2 separate regions of the Homo sapiens genome follow, and region 2 is linked to region 1. Evidence: chromatin contacts called from ENCODE Hi-C or POLR2A ChIA-PET data. All regions are on one chromosome and are shown on one strand. Each heading gives the region's core, a stretch centred on a gene start or an enhancer-like site at or near the end of the contact. The rest is flanking DNA. Distances are from core to core; before and after follow the strand shown.

What was found. A loop is a pair of places that touch in the nucleus more often than their neighbours do. ChIA-PET counts read pairs that join two places held with the same protein, here RNA polymerase II (POLR2A). Pooled maps may share reads with other maps.
Region 2: a pooled map shows a loop between it and region 1 (2.2-fold over the local background). The contact joins the promoter of CCDC107 here to the promoter of SMU1 in region 1. A Hi-C loop is called at or near these places in 1 of 50 pooled maps. POLR2A ChIA-PET finds 5 or more read pairs at or near these places in 2 of 52 experiments (A673 and activated CD4-positive, alpha-beta T cell).

What each region holds. Positions count from the first base shown.
Region 1 is chr9:33,071,061-33,078,257 of GRCh38, forward strand. It overlaps SMU1 (SMU1 DNA replication regulator and spliceosomal factor), which reads right to left and starts at 5,614. Exons shown (of 12, transcript NM_018225.3): 1 at 5,523-5,614; 2 at 2,536-2,746; 3 at 680-832. The coding sequence starts at 5,548. RefSeq lists enhancers at 5,476-5,625, 5,796-5,995.
Region 2 is chr9:35,652,993-35,660,430 of GRCh38, forward strand. It overlaps CCDC107 (coiled-coil domain containing 107), which reads left to right and starts at 5,300. Exons shown (of 5, transcript NM_174923.3): 1 at 5,300-5,493; 2 at 5,584-5,735; 3 at 7,409-7,438. The coding sequence starts at 5,388. ARHGEF39 (Rho guanine nucleotide exchange factor 39) reads right to left here. Exons shown (of 9, transcript NM_032818.3): 9 at 6,351-7,438. It also overlaps RMRP. RefSeq lists enhancers at 4,064-4,572, 4,573-5,080 and a silencer at 5,163-5,422.

The DNA of each region.
Region 1 (7,197 bases), core at 4,364-6,863:
ATACTCCATTTACCCTCATTATGCACTGCATGCCTATATCAAAATATCTCATGTACCCCATAAATATATACACCTACTATGTACCCATAAAAAATTTTTTTTAATCCTTTTTCCTCCTATTTTGACAAACCTCTAGTAAAAGGCTGGGGGGGTGGGCAGGAAGAATGAAACCATACAGATAATAAGGTTTAGGAAGAATGAAACTATACAGATAATAACGTTTTGGAAGAATAAAAGACTATCATCATGCTCTACTGGTAAGCATAATCCGCGAAGAAACAAAAGCTTCTAGGGACTAAAAAGGCTAGAAGGAAACTACAATTGTTAGGGGCAAGACACACAAATGATCAGTGAACATACCAGCAGTCAGGCAGCACTTCGGGGAGGGCTAATGTGGAAATGACATCAGAATAAAATGTTCTGCTTTTTTTACTAACCAACACGCAATCCTCTAAACTGAGGTGTATAGAAGACTCAAATAATCAGAAAACTGAACAAAATTATTCTCTTTAACATACGCAAATTTCAGCCAACATATATAAACAGAGAAGCATCATTCTCAAAAATTAAATCAAAATCACAAAGAGTATACAATAAAATGGTAAAAAAAAAAAAAAAAGATCATGTTATTTCATTTCCAAAGTTAACAAAAAGTTCCTTTTCATTACCACAGTCATACCTCACGAGGATCAAAGTAAGACCTGGCCAAAAGGTTCTCCAGATGAATATATCGCTCTGGCTGTGTTTGTTTTAACATGATCATGGGATCAGTCTGTCTCAAAAGTGACCTGGCAGCACCCAATTCACGGAGCTCTATCAATTCCAGAACAACCTGGACAATTAAAAAAAAACAAAAAAAACCCCAGATGTTTCAACACACCGTCTTATTAATATTTTTCGGTAAAATATCTAACACAGATATGGCCTGTCAAAGGATTTCCAATACCAGGAAGTGCCCCTTTCCATTTTCACTAGCAATTTCAGGTGGACTTGGTGGGCTTGGTGGCTCATGCCTATAATCCTAACACTGTGGGAGGCCAAGATGGGCGGATCACTTGAGGTCAGCAGTTCGAAACCAGCCTGGCCAACGTGGTGAAACAGACTCTCTACTAAAAATACAAAAAAAATTAGCTGGGTGTGGTGGTATATGCCTGTAATTCCAGCTACTTGGGAGGCTGAGGCAGGAGAATTGCTTGAACCCGAGAGGCGGAGAGTGCAGTGAGCCAAGCTCATGCTACTGTACTCTGGCCTGGGCGACAGAGCGAGATCTGTCTCAATAAATAAATAAATAATAATTTCAATCCTTCAAACTCTATCCTTCATTTTTATCTACCAATCTCCCCTCCTCTCAGGCTTCTTGCTCAGAATGTAGATGCCAAAGAAAGCTAAAGATGGGAATATACCCATGGGCTCCAGAGAAACCTTTCTCCAGTTACCAAAATTTTCTTTGGGAATTATTGAACTCATACGGATTGTAAAGAAACAAACTGCCCAGACACGGCAGCTCACACCTGTAATCCCAGCATTTGGGAGGCTGAGGCAGGTGGATCACTTGAGGTCAGGAGTTGGAGACCAGCCTGGCCAATGTGGTGAAACCCCGTCTCTACTAAACACAAAACTTAGCTGGGCGTGGTGATGCACGCCTGTAATCCCAGCTACTCGGGAGGCTGAGGCAGGAGAATCGCTTGAACCCCGGAGATGGAGGTTGCAGTGAGCAGAGATCGCACCACTGCACTCCAGCCTGGGTAACACAGTGAGACTCTGTCTCAAAAAAAAAACAAAAAAAAAAACCCGTAAACAAAAACCAAAAACCAATTTCACTACTTTTACTTCAAATTACAATCTTATTTCCAGAAAGTCTACTCTGCTGTTTTATAATCACAAATTTGTCTGATCTTTGTCCTAGGTTCTTGGCTTGGAGCTTCTTGGAATTTGACCAGTGATAGGGGTATCTTTGTTACTCCTGGGCCCCTTGAATCACACCTGGGTTTGTGCAAAGGAAATGGCTCAGGATAGGTAGGAGCTAGTTATCAGAAAGACTAACTATGTGATTAGAAAGTTGAGGCTCTCTCGTGCCTGTAATCCCAGCCCTTTGGAAAGTCAAGGCTGGCGAACTGCTTGAGCCCAGGAGTTTGAGACCACCCTGGGTATTATGGTGAGATCCTGTCTCTACAGAAAAATGCAAAAATTAGGCAGGCGTGGTGGTGCGTGCCTGTGTTCCTAGCTACTCAGGAGGCTGAGGCAGGAGGAAGGATTGATCCTGGAAATGGAGGATGCAGCAAGCTGTGATCTTGCCACTGCACTCCAGAGTGGGTAACAGAACAAGATCCAGTCTCAAAAAAAGGAAAGAATTTTAATTTGGGAAATCCTGGATTTTCCAAGAAGGGAGAAAAAATACAATGTCAAGCCTTGCCATTGTTGTATGGGCTGATGCAGCCCTACCGTGCTTGAAGGAATGCTCACTGACGCTTTTTAGTTGGGGAGCTGGCCCACAACGAACCAACCCATGGGGATCAGCATCACCACCACTCTTACCTGTTCATAGAGGTCAATGAGGGTTTTGTCTGGCAATTTCAGAGACTGTATAGCCTGCAACACAGTATCCCAATGGCCACTGTTAATGTCAGCCACAAAACTCTCAATGCTGTCCACAGTATTCAGAGACACAGTAGTCTCCTCCTGCAAGGTGGCTAACGCCCGATGTAAACTGTTCTCCTTCAAGTACTGCATAATAAGGCGGATCACACTGAAAGAAAACAAATCGTTCAGCTCAGGGATTCTCACTCACCAGAGGTCAAAAATAAAGCCTATCAAGCTCCTACTCAATCATCTTCCTTTCACTACTATTTCTTTATCATGTGAGTAAAATTTTCCAAAATCACAGAATCTAAATTATAAGGGGACCCCCCCTAACCATAGAGACAGAACTGGGGTTCAAGGAAAGGAAATCATTTGCCTAATGTCTCAGTCAGCTAGAAAGGGAGTTGGTGTCAAGGTGACTATCTTATTTCCTAATCCAGAGCCTAGTTTCCTATTCATTCTTGTAATTATATTGTAGCACACTTCACTGAAATACTTTAAATGACTAGACTAGTTATTTATACAAAATAATCTAAATGAGGTTGGGCATGCTGGCTCATGACTGTAATCTCAGTAATTTGGGAGGCTGAGGCAGGAGGATTGGCTGGAAACCAGGAGGTTTGAGACCAGATCAGGCAGCTGTGAGACCCCATCTCTACAAATTTTTTTTTAAATTAGCCAAACATGGTGGCATGTGCCTGTAGTCCCAGCTACTTGGGATGTTGATGTGGGAGGATCCCTTGAGCCCATGAGTTCAAGACCAGCATGGGCAACATAAGAAGACCCCTTCTCTACACACACACACACACAAAAAAAAAAATTAGCTAGGCATGATAGTGTGTGCTTGTGGTCCCAGCTACCTGGGAAGCTGGGGTGGGAGGATTGCTTGTATCCATAAGGTTGAGGCTGCAGTGAGCCGTGATCATGCCACTGCACTCTAGCCTGGGAAAGAGAGCAAGACCTTGTCTCAAAAAAATAAATAAAATAAAACCTATGAGGTAAGTTTACTTTTATCCCCAATTTACAGATGAGGATTTGATCAGATAATAGAGATAATAAGTGGAAAAATCAGGACTCAAACTGGCAGTGTGGCTCTAGAGCATGTATTCCTGAGGAGAAAGCAAACATCCTCTTTTTTTTTTTTTTTTTTGAGAAATGGTCACTTGCATCGCTCAGGCTGGACAGAATAGTGGCGTGATTGTGGCTGACTGCAGCCTGGGCCTCCTGGGATCAGGTGATCCTCTCACCTCAGCCTCCCGAGTAGCTGAGACCACAGGCATGCACCACCACACTGGCTAATTGTTGTATTTTTTGTAGAGACGTGGTTTTGCCATGTTGACCATGCTGGTCTCAAACTTCTGGGCTCAAGTGATCCATCCACCTCAGCTTCCCAAAGTGTTGAGATGACAGGTGTGAGCCACCGCACCTGGCCCCTCTTCTTAAAAACAACTATAGGCCGGCCGCGGTGGCTCACGCCTGTAATCTCACCACTTTGGAAGGCCGAGGCGGGCAGATCACAAGGTCAGGAGATCGAGACCATCCTGGCTAACACGGTGAAACCCCGTCTCTACTAAAAATACAAAAAAATTAGCCGGGCATGGTGGTGGGCGCCTGTAGTCCCAGCTACTCGGGAGGCTGAGGCAGGAGAATGGCGTGAACGTGGGAGGCGGTGCTTGCAGTGAGCGGAGATCGCGCCACTGCATTCCAGCCTGGGTGACAGAGTGAGACTCCGTCTCAAAAAAAAAAAAGGGAACTGATTGCTGCTACCTGCAGTAGTCTTTTTCTCTCATGGCCCCTTTATGAGGTATGCAGGTATCCAGACTTAGACCCCTGTTATTCTGCTATGATACTATCTTCCTTAGCACATGTCCGTTGACTTCCATTTTACACTCCCAAAATAAGTCATCTCTCTCCTCAAACAGCTCACATTTGACATAGCCAAAATCAAATTCCCTACCTTCAAACAGAAATGAATACATAAAGAGCTAGAAGCTTTGAAGATAGTCTGGGATTTGAATCAAAGTTATGTGACCTTGGACAAGTAGGTTAACATCATTTCAGTATTTGCTGAATGCATAAACCTCCCTTCCTCCTATGAAAAGTCTCCAAAAAAGGTCCTCTCCCTCCCTTACACTCAGACACAATTTTTATGTCTGTTAATTTAATTATTATTAAGTGTTGGCAAGGACAGGTGGAGGATGGAGTTCTGGAAAAGCACACTAAGGTCTTCTTTAGTCACTAATTCTCATCCCCTATTCCTTGAAAATTTTTCTTTCTAGCCCAGTCTCCAGTCTGTCTCTCCCCAGACAACCCAAAATTCCGTGCCAGATCGGGCCTGATAGTTGTTCATTCATTCCAAAAGCTAGTTGTTCATTCATTCCAAAAGCAATTAACTCTTCCTCTAAGGTATGCTAGACACTGAGACCACAAGGAAAAGGAGCTCCTAGGCACCGACAAAGGCTAGTTTGGGGTGAGGTTATCAAACAGTGACAATACTGAGTGATAAACGCTAGGCAGAGAAAAGCAAAGGGGCCGTATAAGCAGAGACAACGAATCACATTGCATAAGCTGGACAGGGAGAGAAGCAAGGCTTAAAGAGACCTATCCCCTTGCGCAGATAATTAGACTGGAGTCCAGAGTGGATCCTTAATTTGGTCAATCACAGCGCGCCAGCAGTCGGCCAAGGACAGAACTTAGGTCTGCAAGGTGTGTTTTCCCCACCCGTGCCACCTCCCTCGAGGTTTTGGGCTTCACGTCTGAGAGCTGCTACTTTCCTGTGGGCCCACCTCCGAGGTAGCGAGATCCAAGATGCTTCTTTGGGGGCAAGGAAATGGCCCTCCACTCCCTGGCCTCTCGGATGCCTTCTCCCGAGTACCCTCCGCCCCACACCCTTAACCTCCAGGCCCCCGGCAAGGCGCGAACATCCCCACCGCAGGACTCACTCCGAAGATTCGATTTCGATCGACATAGCCGTATCTCTCCGGGAGCAGGCCCCAGCTCTCCCTCAAGGCCAGTCGCGCAACACACCAACGACACCTCCGGCGGACACCTAACGTCACTTCCGCTTGGGTCGGCGTCTGGCTCCCGCTCTGGAGATAGAGTGAACGAAGAGTAGGGGCGAGGTTCGCGTAGGGGCGGAGCCCTCAGGGGCTGTCAGAGGGCGGAGTTTATGCCCCTGCCCCAGAGAAATACGCATCAGGAGGAAGACTGTTTAAAAGCAGGCCGGAGCCGGGTGCGGTGGCTCACGCTTGTAATCCCAACACTTTGGAAGGCCGAGGCGGGCGATCACCTGAGGTCGTGAGTTCGAGACCAGCCTGACCAACATGGAGAAACCCCCGTCTCTACTAAAAATACAAAATTAGCCGGGCGTAGTGGCGCATGCCTGTAATCCCTACTCGGGAGCCTGAGGCAGGAGAATCGCTTGAACCCAGGAGGCGGAGGTTGCGGTGAGCCGAGATCGCGCCATTGCACCCCAGCATGGAAAACAAGAGCGCAACTCCGTCTCAAAAAAAAAAAAAAAAAAAAAAGAAAGATAGAAAAGAAAAAGAAAAAAAGCACCGGGCGCCATACAGCTCACAAATGTACTGAAAAAGAAAAGCGCTGGGGCGGAGCGCGGTGGCTCGCGCCTGTACTCCCAGCGCGCGAGTTCGAGACCAGCCTGGGCAACATGGTGAAGCCCCGTCTCTACTAAAAATACAAAAAATTAGCCGGGCGTGGTGGCGGGGGCGCCTGTAATCTCAGCTACTCGGGAGTCTGTGGCAGGAGAATCGTTTCACCTCTGGAGGTGGATGCGGTGAGCCGAGATCACACCATTGCACTCCAGCCTGGGCAAGGAGAGCAAAATTCCGTCTCAAAAGAAGAAAAGAAAAGTAGTGGTGATAAGATTGTAGTAAGAAAAGCAAAGAAAAGAAAGAAGAAAAGAAAGAAAAGAAAAGAAAGAAAAGAAAGAGCACTGGTTTGGAAAGATTGCTTTTTTTTTGAGACGGAATCTCGCACTGTCGCCCGGGCTGAAGAGCACAATGGCGCGATCTCGGCTCACTGCAAACTCTGCCTCCCGGGTTCAGGAGATTCTCTTGCCTCAGCCTCCGGAGTAGCTGGGATTACAGGTTTCTTGCCATCACGCCAGGCTAATTTTTTGTATTTTTAGTAGAGATGGGATTTCACTATGTTGGTCAGGCTGTTCTCGAACTCCTGACCTCGTGATCCGCCCGCCTCGGTCTCCCAAAGTGCTGGGATTACAGGCGTGAGTCACTGCGCCCAGCCAATGTTGCTTTCGTTTGATGTAATTAGTTGATTAGATTTAAGATGAGGCTGAATATGCAATACCTGATGGGATATTAATACATTCAAAACCAACATAACACTAGCCAAAATTTATAGGAAGAGTTAATTGAGGATTTTGGTTGGTTGGTTGGTTTTGCGTTTTTTTGAATCAAGGACTCGCTTTGTTGCCCATGCTGGAGTGCAGTGTCTCGATCGTGGCACACTGCAGCCTCGACCCCTCCAGCTCAAGCAATCCTCCCACCTCAGCCACCCAAAGTGCTGGGATTACTGGCATGAGCCACCACGCCCTGTCACGGGACTTTAGGTCAAACACATTATTACATTTGTAGTGAC
Region 2 (7,438 bases), core at 4,050-6,549, 2.6 Mb after region 1:
GCCTGGCCATAAAGCATTTTTTTAAATGATCCACTTGAAAAATAAAACTTTGTTCCAGGCATGGTGGCTCATGCCTGCAATTCCAGCACGTTGGGAGGGTGAGGCAAGAGGATCGCTTGAGCCCAGGAGTTCAAGAACAGCTTGGGCAACATGGCAAAACCCCGTCTTTACCAAAAATACAAAAAATTAGCCAGGTGTGATGGTGCACGCCTGTGGTCCCAGCTACTCGAGAGGCTGAGGTGGGAGGATTGCTTGAGCCTAGGAGGTAGAGGTTTCAGTGAGCCAAGATCAAGCCTCTGCACTCCAGCCTGGGCAACAGAGTGAGACCCTGCCCCCCACCCCCAAAAAAAGAAAGAAAACAAGAAAAATTTGGGTCTGGGCATGGTGGCTCACGCCTGTAATCCCAGCACTTTGGGATGCTGAGGTGGGTGGATCACCTGAGGTCAGGAGTTTGAGAGCAGCCTGGTCAACATGGTGAAACCTCGTCTCTACTAAAAATACAAAAATTAGCCGGGCATGGTGGCAGGTACCTGTAATCCCAGCTACTCTGGAGGCTGAGGCACAAGAATTGCTTAAACCCAGGAGGTGGAGGCTGCAGTGAGCCAAGATCACTCCACTGCACTGCAGCCTGGGCGACAGAGCAAGACTCCATCTCAAAAAAAAAAAAAAAAAGAAAGAAAGAAAAATTTGGGCCAGGTGTGATGGCTCACACCTGTAATCACAGCACTTTGAGAGGCTGAGGTGGGAGGATAGCTTGGGCCCAAGAGTTTGAGACCAGCCTAACCAACATAGTGAGATTCCCATCTCTGCAAAAAATTAAAAAATTAGCGAGGCATGGGGGCATGTGTGCCTGTAGTCACAGCTACTTAAGAGGCTGAAGTGGGAAGATTGCTTGAGCCTGGGAGATAGAGGCAGCAGTAAGCCATGATTGTGCCACTGCACCACTCCAGCCTGGGCAACAGAGTGAGAGCTTGTCTCAAAAAAAAAAAAAAAAAAAGACAGAAAAGAAAGAAAAATGTTTTTTAAATGATCCGGAACAGGCAAGGTGGCTCACACTTGTAATCCCAGTACTTTGGGAGGCTGAGGCAGGCAGATTCCTTGAGGCCAGAAGTTCAAGACCAGCCTGGGCAATACCCTGGTCTCTACAAAAAACAAACAAACAAACAAACAAAAAACAACAACAAAAAAACACACAAATTAGCTGGGCATGGTGGTGTGCACCTGCAGTCCCAGGTACTCAGGAGGCTGATCCAAGAAATTTGGGGCTGCAGTGAGCCATGGTCTCACCACTGCACTCCTGACTGGGCAGCAGAGGGAGACCCTGTCTCTCTCTCTCTCTCTCACACACACACACACACACACACACACACACACACACACACAAAGACCACTTGGTGTCAAATATGCTAAGTATGCCACTGATTCCTTGTCAACAGTTAAAAATTGGGAGATTTCAAATTTTTAAAATTCTAATTTGTTGATTCCTTCAAAAAAAGATCTGGCAATAGTGCCCTGAGTTCTCTAAAGGCAATAATCAGTTGGGGACCACTTATCATTATTATATCTGGCCTGAACCCCTTATTTACACCGACTGTGCCAACTGGCTTAGATTCAAGATTTCTATTACCCTGCTTTGCGTACCCAGGCTGTCACTGGGTCATCAGCTAGACCACTGGTCCCCAGCCGTTTTGGCACCAGGGACAGGTTTTGTGGGAGACAATTTTTCCATGCACAGGAGTATGGGAGGAGGGGATGGTTTTGGGATAAAACTGTTCCACCTCAGATCATCAGGTATTGTGGTTTTTTTGTTCTGTTTTGTTTTTTTGACAGGGTCTCGCTCTGTCACCCAGGCTGGAGTGCAGTGGTGCAATCTTGGCTCACTGCAACCTCGCCTCCTGGGTTCAAGCAATTCTTATGCCTCAGCCTCCCAAGTAGCTAGGATTACAGGCATGCGCCACCATGCGCAGCTAATTTTTGTATTTTTATTAGAGACTTTTTTTTTTTTTTAACCATATTGTCCAGGCTGGTCTTGAACTCCTGGCCTCAAGAGATCCACCCACCTTGGCTTCCCAAAGTGCTGGGATTACAGGCATCAGCCACTGCACCTGGCCTAGATTTTCATAAGGAGCCCACAACATCACGTGCATGCACAATTCACAATAGGGTTCGTGGCCCTATGAGAATCTAACACTGCACTGATCTGACAGGAGACAGAGCTCAGGCGGTAATGCCAGGATGGAGAGTGGCTGTATATACAGATGAAGCTTCCCTCGCTACTCCGCCGCTCACCCTTGCTCCTCCGCTGCTCACCTCCTGCTGTGCGGCCCAGTTCCTAACAGGCCATGGACCAATAGTGTTGGGGACCCTTGAACTACACTATGATAACTCCCCTTGGTGAGGGTTTCTCCCTGTCCTGCCCTTCCTCCTCCTTTCAGGAAAAACAAGAAGACACACCCATATTTCATTTATTTATTTATTTATTTATTTATTTATTTATTTATTTAGAGATGGAGTCTTGCTCTGACACTGAGGCTGGAGTGCAGTGGCGCGATCTCTGTTCACTGCAACCTCCGCCTCCCAGGTTGAAGCTATTCTTATGCCTCGGCCTCCTGAATAGCTGGGATTACAGGTGCTGGCCACCACACCTGGTTAATTTTTGTTTTTGTTTTGTTTTTCTGAGGCGGTGTCTCACTCGTTTGCCCAGGCTGGAGTGCAGTGGCACGATTTCGGCTTACTGCAACCTCCACCTCCCAGGTTCCCGTGATTCTCCTGTCTCAGCCTCCCAAATAGCTGGGACTGCAGGCGCCCGCCACCACACCCGGCTAATTTTTCTATTTTTAATAGAGACGAGATTTAGCCATGTTGGCCAGGCTGGTCTCAAACTCTTGACCTCAGGTGATCCTCCTGCCTCGGCCTCCCAAAGTGCTGGGATTAGAGGCATAAGCCACCGATCTTGGCTTCATTCATTTATTTAACACACATGATGTACTGATTGCCTGTTTGTATGCCAGGCTCTGGAGATAAAAATGTGATGAATGGAAATGGTTTCATGTCAGGGAGCTCTTGATCTAACTAGACAGATGACCCAGTGTATCCCAATTAAGAGACCATGGAAGGCTCTGTGGAACAGAAGGAATACCTGCCTGCCTGGTGAAGTCATGGAAGACAAGGATGGGGAAAGGCTGTTCGACAGAAGGTATAGAGACAGGCAAAAAACTGGTGAAATCACCACCCTGCCTCTTACCTGATTAGTAGCATACTTAACCTTGCTGAATTGCAGTTGCCTCATTCTTTGAAAGAGCTTAACTATATTACCCTTTTGGGTCATTTTAACCATTCATTAATTTCATTCAACAACGATTCATTGAGTGCCTGCTATCGCCAGGCGCCACGTGCTGTGCTAGGCTCTGGGAGTAAAATGGTAAAGAAAAAAGAGAGGTGGCTCCTGCCCTTGTGGAATTTAGGACCAGCCTAGCTCAAGGGTCTCCAACACCCGGCCACAGGCCAGCACCAGCCTGTGGCCTGTTAGGCTCCGGGCCACATAGCAGGATGTGGGCAGTGGGGCCAGCAATCATTACCGCCTGAGCTCCGCCTCCTGTCAGATGAGCACGGCATTAGATTCTCATAGGAGCGCGAACCATATTGTGAACTGTGCATGGGAGGGATCTAGGTTGCACGCTCCTCGTGAGAATCTAATGCTTGACGATCTGAAGTGGAACAGTTTCATCCGGAAACCATCCCTCCACCCCGCTTCGTCCATGGAAAAATTGTCTTCCACGAAACCGGTCCCTGATGCCAAAAAGGTTGGGGACTGCTTGTCTAGTGGTATTGAAGAAAGTGAAATAGCGGCACTAAAGAATAAATTAGAAGTTGAATTAAGGGTTCCGAATGATGGGAACACACTTGAGCTGAGAACTGAAGGTCGTGTAGAACCCAGTATGCAGAAAGGGAATGCAGCGGCATGTCAGGGAGAGTCAGTGTAATTTCAACTGTCTGGCTTACAGTAGTAGCTGCTCAAGTTAAAAAATCACTAGAGTCCGTCGGGGTGGCACGTGCCTGTAATGTCAACTACCCGGGAGGCTGAAGCGGGAGGATCCCAGGAGTTTAAGACCAGCCTGGGCAAGAGAGCGACCCGCCGTTCCAAAAAAAAAAAAATCACTAATAAGTAGGCACGGTTCTAACTTGAGTGATCCCATTTAATCATCATAGCTCTTGAAGTAAGTGCTTATCTTCATTCCTCAGAGTGGAAAGGAAGGCACGGAGAGAGAACTAAGTTTCACAAGGTCACCGCTCTTGAGTACAGGAGGCAGGATTCTAGCCCAAGCAGAGTCCATATGTTGTGTACCAGCTACACAGTGAATGGTGGCTACTATGGCGTTTGCCAAAGGGAGAGGGAGGTAGAAGAGGAGGCTGTTTCAGGAATGCTCCATATTTGGAGTAATGAGCACAAGGACTTCATAGCAAGGCCAAGAACAGCGTAAAGCTGCCCGCGCATGAAAAGCAGCCGCGTTGACCGGGCGCGGTGTCACGCCTGTAATCCCAGCACTTTGGGAGGGCGAGGTGGACTGATCGCTTGACACCAGGCGTTCGAGACCAGCCTGGGCAACAGGTGAAAATCCGTCTCTACAAAAAATACAAAAATTAGCCAGGCATGATGGCGTGCGCCTGCGGTCCCAACTACTTGGGAGCCTGAGGTGAGGCATCGCGTGAGCCCGGGGAGGTCGAGGCTGCAGTGAGCCGTGGTCTCGGGAACAAAAAACAGCCGCGCTGAGAATGAGCCCCGTGTGGTTGGTGCGCGGACACGCACTGCCTGCGTAACTAGAGGGAGCTGACGGATGACGCCCCCGCGCCACGCCGCTCAGCGGGATACGCTTCTTGGCGGACTTTGGAGTGGGAAGCGGGGAATGTCTACGTGCGTATGCACGTGGCACTCTCTGCCCGAGGTCCGGGGACTTTCCCCTAGGCGGAAAGGGGAGGAACAGAGTCCTCAGTGTGTAGCCTAGGATACAGGCCTTCAGCACGAACCACGTCCTCAGCTTCACAGAGTAGTATTTTATAGCCCTAAAGAAATTGTGTTTTATGATTAGGGTGAGAAAGTTGGTGGCGTGAGATTAAAAAAACCGTTTTCGGGCATAACTTTCTAAGACTATAGGCTTTCAGAGGCATTGTGGCTAGCAGAATAGCTAATAGACACGAAATGAACAAATACAGGAAAGCTAGAATGACACTATCTTATGCAAATATGGTCTGGCCCCGCCCTACGGGGAGTGGGCGTGGCCTCCCCGGAGCCGGCCGGCCTGCTCGCGTGCGCGTGCGCGTTGGGGCGGCCGGCCAATGCCGGACCGCTTCGGCACCGCCCGCCCGATCCCTCCACCCGTGGGCCGGCAATGGCGGGCGCAGTTTCGCTCTTGGGTGTGGTGGGGCTGCTGCTTGTGTCTGCGCTGTCCGGGGTCCTAGGAGACCGCGCCAATCCCGACCTCCGGGCACACCCAGGTACCAGCTAGGGCTGCTGGAGGAGGGCTGGGACTGCGCACGGGTCCCAGGCCCCAGCTCGGCTGACTCGCCTGTATCCTCCCTCCGCAGGGAACGCAGCCCACCCCGGCTCTGGAGCCACGGAACCCCGGCGGCGACCACCGCTCAAGGATCAACGCGAGCGGACCCGGGCCGGGTCGCTGCCTCTGGGGGCGCTGTACACCGCGGCCGTCGCGGCTTTTGTGCTGTACAAGTGTTTGCAGGTACGGGGCGGCCGGGGGTAGGGGTGCCCCTGCAGGTGCGGGACCGCCGGGCGTGGGGATCCCCTGAGCCCGAATCTCCCATGGGGGTGCCAGGGTACCAAGAACAAGACACAGCTTCCCTGTCTGTAAAATAAAGACAGTAGTCCGTTGGCCTTCCAATATTATGAGGTTATTTTGAGGATCCAGGGAGGTAACGGATGTGAAGAGCGTGTGGTGAACTGTAAATAATGACTATCACATTTAGTTCTCCTACAATCCAGTGAGGAGTAGTCACTTGCTCGAGGTCACCCAGCGCTGGCAACTGCTGGAGCTGGGATTTGAACCCAGCTAGCAGTGTCCATGCTACAAGAGTGGGGCCAGCCTTGGCACAGGAGGTTGATTGCTGCAGCCAGTGTTTCTAGAGTTCCAGATATGAAGTGGTCTCATGTTCTCCTTGGGAGGAGGCCCTGAAATGTAAGTTGACAGTACATTTTGAAAAACAGTACCTTCCAGGGCTGTGTCTTTAGCCGTGACCCTATTACGTACTTGCATTATAAAATAGAACCGATGGAACCAGTTTAGATATATGAAACTAGAAGAGATAGCTAATAATGACCCCAGGTAGATGTGACAGGCTAGGATGAATGACTGAATTTAATGATGAACTTTGAGAAGGATAGACTAGTAAATTCTGTTCTTGGACCTGAGTACAGTCTGGGAGAAACATAATGTAGCAGGAGGTCTTATGAAAGAGAGTTAGGCATTCCAGTTGACTGAGTTCACTGTGGGATGTGACAAGCCACTTCCCAAATCAGTGCTGGGAACATGGCACTGTGCTTCACCTGCCAATCAGAATGCCCCTGGAGAATTGTATTCTCCTCAGGGCATTGCTTTAAGAGCACTACGTGTTCAGGAAACAACCAGAGAAAACCACCGTCAATGAGCACTGACTGTAAAGACTGACGTTAATAAACCAGAAAAAACTCAGGAAAGTGGGTGAGGGTGTGACCATTGCCTTCAAATTCCTGAGGGGCTGTCACCTTGAGGAGACATTATTTTGGAAGGCTCCAGTAAGCACTATGGAAAGAAGATACATAAAGGACAAATTTTGGCTTTGTGCATGAACTGTCTAACAACCAAAGTTTTTGTTTTTTTCGAGATGGAGTCTCGCTCTGTCACCCAGGCTGGAGTGCAGCGGCGCAATCTCGGCTCACTGCAACCTCTGGCTCCCAGGTTCAAGCGATTCTCCTGCCTCAGCCTCTCAAGTAACTGGGATTACAGGCACCTGCCACCACGCCCGGCTAATTTTTGTATTTTTAATAGAGACAGGGTTTCACCGTGTTGGCCAGGCTGGTCTCAAACTCCTGACCTCAGGTGATCCACCCACCTTGGCTTCCCGAAGTGCTGGGATTACAGGTGTGAGCCACAGCACTCAGCCACCAGAGCTTTTTTCAAACCGGAGGGAGTTGCTCATTCCTGGAGGTGTTTCAGCAAACTGACCATGTGTGGGACATAGGACGTCGCTTCATATGCTGGGTGAGGAGCTAGATAGACTAGGATTGTGATTCTCTGAGGTAAAAACCCAATCACTGTCTCCATCTCAAATTGCACTCTCTCTTGGCTGGCTCTGGAGACTGAGGTGATGGAGCAGAACCTTGTTGCTTCAGTACTGCCCTTTCCTTCTTCCACAACAGGGGAAAGATGAAACTGCGGTTCTCCACGAG